Regions from separate parts of the Homo sapiens genome. Here region 2 is linked to region 1. The links are chromatin loops, found by intact Hi-C in ENCODE. Cell type or tissue: mammary epithelial cell. All regions are shown on one strand. Links, peaks and the distances in the headings refer to the core of each region. The heading gives the core; the rest is flanking DNA.

The links. Hi-C counts contacts between places; a loop is a spot of excess contacts. Peaks named below come from ENCODE experiments on the same cell type or tissue, not always from the same donor. Only the 100,000 strongest peaks of a DNase experiment are listed, where the experiment ranks them.
Region 2: a loop joins it to region 1, with 2.5 times the contacts of the local background. A loop is called at or near these places in 1 of 110 quality-filtered maps.

Annotation. Positions count from the first base shown.
Region 1 is chr7:54,178,366-54,184,897 of GRCh38, reverse strand. No RefSeq gene overlaps it. Among named protein-coding and RNA genes, the nearest start is that of LINC01445, 150 kb to the left of the region's middle. In mammary epithelial cell, for the core only: no CTCF peak of the experiment used is centred there; a DNase peak (open chromatin) is centred at 3,897; H3K27ac peaks cover 1,934 bases.
Region 2 is chr7:54,257,424-54,263,955 of GRCh38, reverse strand. No RefSeq gene overlaps it. Among named protein-coding and RNA genes, the nearest start is that of LINC01445, 70 kb to the left of the region's middle. In mammary epithelial cell, for the core only: no CTCF peak of the experiment used is centred there; a DNase peak (open chromatin) is centred at 2,905; H3K27ac peaks cover 1,281 bases.

The DNA of each region.
Region 1 (6,532 bases), core at 881-5,880:
CCCTGATTCCCATCAGAAACTGAGGGAAGTAAGAGGAAAAAGTACTAGGTACTATCCCTCAGGACGATCTCACTAAAATTGATTGGTCATGCATTCAAAATTATAAACCAAAAAGGGCTGAAACTGTGGTTAACCACCACCATTGATTACAAACAACATGGAAGAACATTTGGGGCTGGAACTGACTTCCCAAGCAGCTTCTGCTCTGGCCACAAACTGAAAATGGTCTGAGACAAGAGCTGCATGACACATCACAGAATAATAAAATTAATTGGTAAACACAAACATATCCAAACTGTAGGCATTAGCTCAGTATTATGAAAACAGTATTTTTTTTAATAAAAAGGAAAATAAACATCACGAGTTTATGGCATTTCAATTGAAATAGAAAAACCTGGAAAATGTAATCAATAGCAAGCTCTGAAACTGTGGGCTCCCACTGACTGGGCCACTTGCTGGCATTATCATAAAAGGTGACACTGGGCCCGAGGTTGCCAGGACACCAAGAAGAGGGAAGAAGCCTGAGTCCCTGCCTCCCCAGGAAATGACTGACACCCCTCCAAGAAAGAAAATGTCCAATGCCCTCAACTGCCACTTACCTGTAATGGAACGGGAATAACCTCGTTTCCTCTTCCCTTCCTTGGGGCCACCGCAAATTACGAGTGGTGGGTTTTTATAATTTGCCTCATTGTTTGCCTCTGCCTCAATCTCTTAATATTCTTATGGGACTCCTGAAAGCTAAACACAACTCTCTTCTCAGCTCTGCCCCCAGGAATCCTGTTAGGAAGAGATTGTCTCTCCACAGGGATATCAAATTCACTGTGCCCCAGGGGACTCCTTAAGTCTTCCTTCCCCAGTGGCTTTGTCTGACTTCTCTGAGTCCATTCTCGCCTTCAAACTACCATACATTTAGCTAAAAATTTAAATCAACTACTAAACAGATTTTTCTCTTCTCTATGGACAACAATCAAACAAACAAACTTCACTGATACTGGATTTGTATGGAATGTACAATCCCTTAAAGTAGAAATAGGTCCTTCCATGCCTGTCCTCAAGATTCTCTAATATCATTTAAAATCAGAAGGACATGAGGGCTGTACTCAGTAGTCCCAGGTTTATTTGACAAAAACTTTTAGTCTCAGGCAGGGTGCGGTGGCTCACGTCTGTAATCCTAGCACTTTGGGAGGCTGAGGCAGTTGGATCACCTGAGGTCAAGAGTTCAAGACCAGCCTGACCAACATAGTGAAACCCCTTCTCTACTAAAAATACAAAAAATTAGCTGGGCATGATGGCACATGCTTGTAATCCCAGCTACACAGGAGGCTGAGGCAGGAGAATAGCTTGAACCTGGGAGGTGGAGGTTATAGTGAGCTGAGATCATGCCATTGCACTCCAGCCTGGGCAACAGAGAGAGACTCTGTCTCAAAAACCAAAAAAAGAAAAAAAAAACCAACTTCTAGTCTCCACTTGTAGTTTATGAATATTCCCATCTTAGTCATTAAAATCCTAAATGGGAAGGGTATCATTGAGTCCAAGATCTAAGACCTATCAATAAAATGGTCAAACCTGGGTTTCCCTGAGTGCTGACTCCTGCCACTGTACTGTCTGTTATCACTTACAACACTCAATATGTCACTGTCATCAATTTTTTTTCTGCCTTTTTTAGTATACCCCTTCATAAGGAATTCCAATACTTGGTTGCCTTCACCAGAAATATCCAACAATGTACGCAGACTAGTATGACCCAAGGATTTACAGAGGCCTCTACCTACCTCTTGAACACTCTAGGTGTCAATTTTTGTCTTCCCAAGTGACGCCATTTTACTCCAGTATGTGGATGACCTCCTTCTAGGTACTGAGAGTTAGGTCACTGAGCACCTTCTTAAGGCATGAGCAAGAGAGGATCACAGGGTGGCTAGAGACAAAATTCAGTGGCACTTACTATGTCTGTGGTATCTGGGCCACGGTAAAATTCTCTCCACAGACCAAACCTCTACTATTTAATACTTTCCTTTTTTTGAAACAAAGTAATGCTGAGAAGTTTTTGGGCCTTGCGAGATGTTGTAGGATATGGTACCTAATTTCTCCATAATTGCTGCAGTGCTCTGTGCCCTGATTAAGGAGTCATCTCCAAACCAAGTAGTCTGAGACTTGCTATCCAAAAATGCTTTTGATAATTTTAAGGGCTCTCTACTTTCACACCCCTCCCCCGTGCTTGGACTCCCCAGTTACTTCCTGACTTTTCCCTTGTTCATGGATAAATGTGGAGGTCATGCCCTGGTATATTATTCTAGAAACATAATGGATACCAGAGACCTCTGTAATATTGTATTTTGGCCTTGACCCAGTAGCTTGACCCATTAGCTAAGGCCTTTGAGCCATGACTGTTGCCTTTGAGCCATGGCTAGAACTGCAAAGCATGTCCAAAATACCACTGATGTGGTATTAGGTCAACCAAATGACACACATGTTCGCCTTGCTATACAGGCCCTTCTTGCTTAATGAAAACACATAGCACTTTTCTGCATCTTGACTTACCTCATGAAAGCTCACTACACTCTCCCTCTCAAATCACCGTATATCATCATCAAAACCCTAACCTTGCCAACCTTGCTTTCTTTGCCCTTTGATGGGATGCCACCATGAACGTGTCATTAACACTAGATCTTGTCCTGGGCTAGATTTATCGGAGAGCCCCTCCGCCAAGTTGACCTCAACCTTTGTGTCTATGGCTCCCTCTTTAGAGGGAGAATGGAACCTTCTGGAATGGATATGTCATCACTTATCAACACAAACCTCTTGAATATCAAGCCCTGACAAATGTTAAATCAGCCAGGGTGGCCAAGTTATTGCTCTCATTCAGGCTTGCAAAAAAGCAGAGGAAACAAAGGTTAGGGTTTATAGTACTGTTATAGCCACGGTACCTTTGAGGTAGTACATGATGTGGATATGTTGTAAAAGAGGATACATGACAGCAGCTTGTGCACCAGGCAAAAGCAGACATCTAACAGCAGAACCTCCAGAAGGATTGTTAGCACCCTGGTAGATGGCTAGTGTTAAAACTGAGGGACACAGTAGGAAAAGCTCGGCTGATGCCTGGAGAAATAAATTGGCCACTTATGTGTGTTAAATTAACAGCCATTTTCCCAACCACTCAAGGCAGCCAGACCCTTTCCAAACTTTGGAACGATGAGTCTGGGTCCCACTTCAAGGCCCTAAACACCTGGTAGAAGTATTCATCCCCTCCTTGGCTGCTTGGCTCAGACAAATGCTTTAAGATGCACTTAGGACACAACAAGGCCACCATTTGGCTGCTCTGAAGTCTACTGCCTGAGCCACTGTGTGGCCACACAACATGACTCAGTATGGAATGGACAAAATATGAGATATTTTAGACAAACAATAGTTCGGATTTTTTCATTTGTGTTTGGACCAAGCGATTGCCACTTGCCTCATCTGCCAGAAACATAACCCTGGAAAAAAACTGTGAAGTTAGGGCGAGGATGGCAAGCAACTTTCACTTCCTTCCACCAACCCGGACTCTTCCTGATGAAATCCCTCAGGAAGGTCAGTTGCCTCAGCATTCCTACAATGAATTTTCTCCACTTGGGGTATCCCCTATACCATCTCTAGTGGCAAAGAATCACATGCTATTCACAGAATTATACAGGAAATTCAAATGACAATAAACATTACACAAACACCCCACTTCTCTTACCAACCTCAGTCCCCAAGCACCATACAAAAAGCCAACAGCATCCTCAACACTAATCTGGCTAACCTATTTAAAGAATTGCACTGACCGTGGCCACCAGTGCTGCCTGTCACTCTATGACTCTGAGATCCTCCCCACTGTCTCCACATAAGTTCCGGCCTTTTCAAATTCTCACAGGTAAGGGCATGCACATGCCTTAGTCATCTGGGCTAGCAGAAGATTCTAAGGGACTCATCTCACATTCTTAGATACTGTGGAGGGCAATGAAATATACTCAGGACTATGATTGCTGTGTCAAGGCTGCCTCTTTTAGAACTTCCTGATTGTCCCTTACACAGCTTTACCAGGGGATCTAGTGCTCTGGAAACACCACCATCAAAAAACTGGAATTTAGATAGAAGGAAACGTGTACAGTTTTACTTATTGCTAACACTGTTGTTAAATTACAGGGTGTTCAATTTTGTGTTCCAGTTTTTCCACTAAAGAAATGCAGAAGTTATTAAGACTGGAGAAGTTTTCCATTCAGAGACCTCAAACCAAGCTCTGTGGAGAGCCTCTAGAGGCAAATGATAGCGAGAAGCATCAATTGTCCTAATATCCATGGAACAAGCAGCTGATGTTGTGAGGGGTCCAGTCAGCTTCTGCCCAGGACCAGGGAACAGCACACACCTAATTTGCCTTCCTACATCCTCCTGCTTTATCCTTGCCCTTTGCCTAGGAGTCCCCTGCTCTTCCCAACTCATTTCTCAAGAGTCGTTTGTGCCCACAGTAACTCCCTGCCTTCAGCATAACTTTTCTCGCCTGACTTTAATATTCAACTTCATGTTTTTGCCCCTACATTTAGGAGTTTCTGCTCCTTCCCTGACCTTTTCTTTTCTTACCTCTTAGTAAGACTTCTTCACCCACACAACCTTTGGAAAGCCTGGCCCCACTAGTCACTTCTTCCCACAACATCACAGAGTGTAATGCTGTGCCCCCTTTCCCATGGACACATCTAGAATTTCCCAGATTTCTTTGATCAATTGAAATGCTTTTTTTATTTTTTTATTTTTATTTTTTTGCTATGGCCCTTTCTTTCTCTTCACCTTCCTAAACCAGACTATAGTAATACATCATGAGAAAACCTTGAATCTATGCCTTTCTATTTTCACAAAGGTCATGTCTGTATTATTTTAGTTACACCAGTGTCCCCTTTCTGGGAATGAGCGTTTGCCATCACATTTACCTAGCATTACACTAAATCCAAAATAAAGCATCCAAGCTACAGATTCCTGAGACATCCCTCATACAAATGGAATTCTCCTCAATGCCCCACCCAACCTAATTTACTGGACCAAAATGAACCACATGTGGACTAACCACCTCTGGCAAATTCTTTTCCATCCTCAAAATGTGAATTATCTTGGCAGCTTCAGCAATTGGATAATTATTTATATGACCCTGGCTAGCTCCTGATGGTTCTAACTTTTTCTGTGGAACTCATGCCTATTGGCTGTTTCCGGCCAACTGGGCAGATTCTTGTTATCTCTCCAATCTTACTATTCCCTTTATCATACTCAATTCCTCATAATGTTTTTATTTTTGAGACAGAGCAGAGACCTGTCTTAGGAGCCTGCCAGGACTCTCTCCCCTACCAGGAAAATCTTGAATTCCTTCAAGGGACACTCCAGGCATCTAGCTAGCCCTGAGAAGTAAATGAGCAGCTTGGTAGCAATTAGGCAATAGGAGCTTAAAACAACAGCCAAGGACGTTAGAGTCATGAGATATTCCCTATAGCAACTAAAGATAGCATTTTAACATAGGTCTCTGAGTTGTTTTTCAGAAGCCCAGATCCCTACCCAGTGGATCCATGGACACATAGACCTTGGATAAGAGGGAACTGAAAACTGAACTCTGGCCATCATTCTTTGTTCTTCCTGAGGGCCTGGAGGAAATCACACCCATGAGCCAAAGCTAACATTCCTTTCTTCTGACCCCAAGTTTTAAGACAAATCTTTGCCTCCTTAACCAATCACAAATCAGAAACTCTACCTATGACCTGTAAGTTCCCACTTCAAGATGACTCACCTTTTAGGTCAAACCAATGTACAGTCTCCATGTATTGATGTATGACTTTGCCTATGCCCTCTGTCTCTATGCCTTTAAAAATCCTTACTTGCAAGCCATTGGGGAGATTGAGCCTTAAGAATGAACGGTGTGATTCTTCTTGCTTGGTGCCCTGCAAATAAATGCCCGTTCTTCCCCTGCAAACCTCAATGTGGGTGTTTGGCCTTAAGGCACCAAGAGAGCTGACTCCAGTTCAGTTCAATAACCTTTTCTTGAATTATTTCTAAACGCATCAGTCACTGCCTTCTGTTCACCTTTCTCTCATCATGGAAACAAAAGAGGTGTCCAGGACATCACAAGTTCCCTTGTAGATGATCTCTGCTCTGGTAGGTTATTTATAGAAAGCAGCTACAGAACTGGGCCTATATTCCATCCATGATCTCCCTACTTTTTGGAAAAGAATTGCCACTTTTTGGAAACCATCCCAAGGAACCTATCACCTGGCTGAAAAAGTTCAATTCCACAACAGCATCATCTACTCATTGCAGAAGCAACTCTCCTTGTGCCTGAACAATGCTACCAATGGCCTCCAATCCCTGGCTCACCCATGACAGGAAAACCGTGCATGCTGCCCTCTATAGCCACACTGTCTTCAACAGGATCCTGGCTGCAGAAGCAGGTGCTCGAGTGGTGGTTGGAAACAACTGGTGCATCTTCCTCCTGACAAACTGTCTTAAATCTTTCCTATAACCAAGAAGGTTGTAGAGGCAA
Region 2 (6,532 bases), core at 684-5,683, 79 kb before region 1:
CTCTGAGACCTCCCCTCCTGGAAGATGAAGTAGACACACGTTTTGTTATTCCTTCCCACTGTGTTCCCACAGAAGCCCTGGGGTATACATATATAAAACAAGCCATGACATACCAATCCACAGAGACCTGTAGAAGATTCTGAAAGGCTGAGACTGGCTAGGGACCTCAGGACACATGGAATGACATGAGCCTGTGTTCTCTGGATTTTCTTGTTGCCTCTGTGCTGAACAAGCTGATAACTGGCACAGAGAGAAAACCCCCAACCCCTCAACAAAGCTGGTTGTCTTTAGCCAGTGGATGAAGAAAGGAGCAGCCTAGCAAGACAGAGTGCTTTTAGATGATAATGGCTACTCCAGCCAAACATCACAGAACACACAGTGGCTCCACTCCTACCTCCTACCTGAGCCACAAAGGCTGAGTGGGGAGAATAGTCCCCCACCCTAAAGAGGCTGCAATAAGGTACCTTTCAGCCTCCTGCTGGGTGGTGCCAAGGGAGACCTCATGGCGAGAGTCAAGACTAGAGTTCTAACCCAGGCAGTAGGTCAAGAAAAAAGTCACACAGATTCAACAGAAAGAAACTGTCTCTACAGATGACGTGGTCATCTACAGAGAAAATACCAAGGAATCTGTACAATAAATCCTAGAACTATTGAGTTCAGCAAAGCCACAAAATCCAAGTTCAACAACGTTTCTATACAGCAGCTGTGAACATGTGGACCTTGAAATTATAATAATATCATTCAACACAGTTTAAAACATGAAATAGGTGTGATAGAGTTTGGCTATTTGTCCCTGTCCAAATCTCATGTTGAAATGTAATCCTCAGTGTTGGAAGTGGGCCTGTTGGGAGGTTTTGGATGACGCGGGTGGATCCCTCATGAGTGGCTTGGGCTTTCCACTTAGTGAGAAGTGAGTTCTCACTCTGTTCACACAAAATCTGGTTGTTTTCAAGTATATGGCATTAACCACACCCATGTGTACTTTCTGTCTTTTGCTCCTGTTTTGGCCATGTAACATGCCTGTTCCTGGTTCACCTTCTGCCATGATTGTGAGCTTCCTGAGACCTCCCCAGAAGCTGATGCTGTTATGCTTCTTGTACAGCCTGCAGAACTGTGAGCCATTAAACCTCTTTTATTATAAATTACCCAGTCTCTGGTCTTTGTTTATAATAATGCAGTTTTGCAACAGCCTAATACAAGGTGCAAATCCAACAATACTTATACACAAATTATATGCTGAAAACTATAAAACACTGATAAAAGAAATTCAAGATTTAAATAAATGTGGACTATTCCATGATTATGTAATGGAAGATTTAGCATAGTAAAGATGTCAACTCGTTAAAAAAAGATATACCGATTTAACACAGTTCCTGTCCAAATACCAGAAATATTTTTTATAAAACAAGTTATTATGAAATATATATGAAGAAGCAAAGAAACTAGGATAACTAAAACAATTTTGAAAAAGGTATTAGGGTAGCTAAAAAAATAAAAAAGTAAAATAAAGTGGGAGGAATCAGTCTACCCAATGTGAAAATATACAGTAATAAAGACTGTGTGTATTTGTGGAAGGAGACATACACAGATCAAGGGAACAGAATAGAGAATCCAGAAGTAGGCCCAAGCAAACATACCCAAACCAAGTTTGGCAAAAATTCAAAAGCAATTCAAAGGAAGCACCTTAGCTTTTTCAATAAATGGAGCTGGGGTAATTGTACATCCAGAGGCAAATAAAGGAATAAATGAAGAATTAGCGGCAGCTCCACCTAGGTCACATCAGAAATTATATAAAAATTAATACTTTACAAAACTATTATACAAAGATTAACTCAAAATGAATCACAGACTTAAGTGTAAAATGTAAAACTATAAAACATTTAGGGGAAAAATCATGAGAGAAAGCCTTCAGGATCTACTACTTGGCATAGAATTCTTAGATTTAACACCAAAAACATGATCCATAAAAGAAAAACTAATAAATAGAATTTCATTAAAATTAAAAAGTTTTACTGTGTAAAAGATCATATTTAAAGATGAAAGGACAAGCTACAGACAGAGAAATATTTGTGGATCACATGTCCAACAGAGAACTAGTATCTAGAATATATAAAATAAATTATCTAAACTCAACAGTAAACAATAAAACAATCCAATTAGAAGATGGGCAAAATACATGAACAAGTATTTCAGTGATAAGAATATAGAGATGACAAATAAGCACATGAAATGATGTCGAATATTATTAGCCATTAGAAAAATGCTAGTTAAAACCACAATGAGATATTGTTACATAACTTTTAGCCTGGTTAAAATAAAAACTGTGACTACAGCAAATGGTGATGGAGATGAAGGAAAACTAGTGATATTGCTTGGATTTGTGTTCCTGCTCAAATCTCATGTTGAATTGGAGGAGGGGCCAGGTGGGAGGTGGATGGATCATGGGGATGGATTTCCCCCTTGCTGTTCTTGTGATAGTGAGTGAGTTCTCACGAGATCTGAGGGTTTAAAAGTGTGTGGCACTTCGCCCTCATTTCTCTCTCTCTCCTGCTTTGCCATGGTAAGACATGTTTGCTTCTCCTTTGCCTTCCACCATGACTGTGTTTCCTGAGGCCTCCCAGCCATGCTTCCTGTGGAACTGTGAGTCAATTAAACCTGTTTCCTTCATGAATTACCCAGTCTCAGGTAATTCTGTATAGCACTGTGAGAACGGACTAATACAACTATATTACTCATAAATTGCTGTTGGAAATGGAAAATAAAACAGCCACTCTGGAAAAAAATTTGGCAGTTTCTAAAAACTGTGATTTTCATATGTGATTATCATATGACTCACCAGTTCACAGAAAGCCTGTACACTAATGTTTTTAGCAGTTTTATTCATCATAGCAAAACTCTGGAAGCAGTCCAGATGTTCTTCAAAGCACACTGTGGTACACCCATAACACTGACTAATAGTCAGCAATAAAAAGGGACAAACCATTAGTTCATACACAACCTGATGAGTCTCCAGAAAACTATGTCAAGTGAAAATAGCTGATCCCAAAATGTTACAGTCCACTTACATAATATTCTTAAAATGGCATTTTATAGAAAGGGAGAATATTTGTTGTTGTGAAATATTCTGCATCTTGACCTCATTGTCAATGTCTTGGCTGTGATATTGTGCTATGGTTTTGCAAGATGTTACCATTGGGGGGAACTGGGTAAAGGGTATACGGGGTCTCTCTATATTACTTCTAGCATCTGCATGTAAATGTACAATTATTTTAAAAGAAATGGCTTAATTGAAAATTTGTCTCTATGCCTGCATGAGGCTGAATTTTCTTCTCAGTGCAGAAGTTATATATACTTTTTTTTTTAGAAAGTATGCTTATTTTTTAAAATATGCTTTTTATGGTAACATGTAATGATAATTAATTTTCAGTAATTTATAAATAAATATTTAGAAAATGTGTTTATTTTCACTTCTGGTACAGTAAAATAATAATAGATACAATCTAACAATTCAAAGGACTCAGAAAAGCATAAACTTTGAGAACTATTGAATTAGGCACTGGTCAATGCTCATAAACATATTCAACCTGTAGTTCATTTTGATTCTGTGGACATATTAAAATATATTATCCTCTCCAAAATGTAATATGAAACGGGACGATCAAAGGCTTAAACACTAGAGCCCCATTTAATTTAAACACAGATGACCAAATATTCCTGTACAGAAACCATAACAAGACTTTTTAAAAAGATGTCATGTTAACTCTGCCTAATTTTCTGATTGGAATTTGCAGACTTCATAAGCACTTATTTATCTCAGCATTTTACAGTCAAAGGCCCCCAAATAGCAACAAATTGCCCCAGAGTCAGCAGAGATATTCATGTTACTCAGTGATACATCTTTCTGATGAGGTCTTAAATATTGATTTTTAAAAATTTATTATGCATGAAGATGACATTTTTACCCCTGAAGGCAATTAGCAAGGAAATTGCAATTATTAGACCCCCTGAGCACCAGTTTTTCTTCCTGTGTGTTCCTCTGAGTATTACAAAATATTCTCATTTGTGATTTTTCTATCCTCATCTTGCCCCCTTACCACAGATAAATTAGTTCACAACAAACATAACAAATTCAGGGGTCAGCACTTTGTTAGCAAGTGTTTAAAGCGAAGTTTTGCTTTTGTGGTAAGTTACCATGAAGAGAAGTCCAGAACTGAGACTGGGCTGACATTGACAAATAGGACTTGTCTCTGATGCATCTGTGTCCACAGTGCTCTCTGCGTGCAGTGCCACTGTGGTGGCCCCTTCCCTTGTGCATATCTTTCTGGCTTTCAGGCATATTCTACCCTCTGTAATAGCTCTGGGGTGTGCCATCCAGATTTTACCTCCCCTCCAGGACCCAGATTTCTTGGGTCTAGGCACTGGGGGTGTTGACAGCTATGAACTTGGGGATTTCCTTTTTGGAGGATTATTCTACAGTGAAAAGAACCACCACGGCCAAGGTGACGCCCTCTCTCCAGAGGCAGCCCACCTCCAGTGACAGGTCAGTGGGGGCTGGAGAAAGGCCTGGCCCCTTCACCCCATTCAGGACAACTGGAAGGAGGCAAGCATCCAGGCTGCGACCTCCGCGGGACAGGCTGAGGCTCCCTTTGGGGACGCCTCACGGCTCAACCTCTCCCTCTGCCCGTCCTCCTCCTACATCTTGGTATGTGCATGTCCCCATCTCAGAATCTGCTTCCCAAGTCTCTTGACCTTCACGCAGCACCTGGGTGAATGTTGGATGAGGAACACGATGTTGACATAGCTTCAAAGTACTGACTCACAGATAATTAATACTGATTAATTATGACATACTTATTAATAACTTTACAGTGAGGAAATCTGACTGACACTACCTTAACCAGGAGGAGAAAGGTGCGTCTGGATAAGACGTGCTGAGCAGAATGCATCTCCGATAGGAATGCCTGTGGTATTCCTATCGGAAATGCAAACCTGCATTAAAACTTTAGTATTAATATTAATATGGAAAAAGTGTTTCCAGTTATTTATTATTTTTTTGTGCTTTATAACAGGGTTCTATTACACAACCATTTTTTTTCAACTAAATTACTTAATTTCTCAGCATAAAACACCAGCTACACCTGAATTGAGGCACATTATACATGGGAACCAGACTGTGTTCTTCAAAGATGCTCCAGTTATTAAAGACAGGGAAAGACAAGGAAACTGTTCCAAATGAAAGAAGACAAGAGAGGCACTAATGGGGTCAAACGCTCAGACCGACGTTTACTACTTACCACTATTTTTACAACGCTGTTTATTTTAGTATTAATATTAATATGGAAAATAGCAAACAAAATAAGACACATTCCCAAATGTTATTTTTTGTCTTTTGTAACAGGGTTCCATTATACAACCATTTTCCTTCAACTAAAATGCTTGATTCAAGTCTTAGGTTGTTTAATTGTAACATCTTTCACTCTAAAGCTTTATTACTTTGTCACTCGTTACTCTTCACCTTGGTTTTCTCCTCATATGGTGTTGTGTCTCTTTTTGTAACTTATTTTTTCAGGAAGCTTTTCTGAGGGACTTTTTTTCTCAGGAAGATTCATTAGCTAGTTGTCCTGAGTTTATATCTTTGATTTTGGACACGTTTTCCCCTCAAGTAATATCTACCTGGCTATATAATTATAGGGCCACAAGAATTCACGTATCTCTGTATTTGGATCTCAGTGTGATTTGTGTTAGGCGTGATGTCCTTCTGACTTTAACTTCATTCATTCATTCATTCATTCATTCAATTAAGAAATATTCAAAATATTTATTAGGCGCCAACTATTGTTTGATGCTGTGTTGTTCTGGCAACATGATGGTGAAAAAAATAAGACACCATGTTTTCTGATTATATGCTTTAAAAAATTTTCATTTTATTCTTGAAATTGCAAATTTTCACCAAGTTGTGTGTTCATGTTAGTATACTTAATATTGATTGCTCATCTCTTTCAAACTGTAAATTTACTGTTTCCTCCTGCTCCGTAAAGTTGTTACTAGTTTTATTCTTCTTTTAATTTACATTTCTAGTTTATGCAGAATAGATGTTCTTGTTTTAACTATGCTCTCATTAATTTATTATACTTTTTATTCTAACATATTTAACTTTTAAAATTTTTTCTCTGATCTGTTTCTTAGCATCCAGCTTAATGTCCATTGGTCCAACATAGTTTTATATAAAGCCATTGTGTAATTTTTCTGTTCTTAGACTGTTTCCTTTTTTATAGTAGTCAGCTGTTCTCCATTATGGCAAAATTTCTAAAAATTTCTTATTTTGCTGAAGAAATTGTTATAAAAGAAGAACCTAGTCTGATTTCTTAAAGTAATACAGCTCTCCATAACTGCAATCTCTTTATTTATATATGACTTTTTAATTACTTTTATCTGACCTTTACATAGAGTCATTTGTCTTCATCCCATATTTGAAATATAGATGGTCTTGACTAGTGTGAATGCAAGCTAAGGAGATCTGAATACGTAAAGG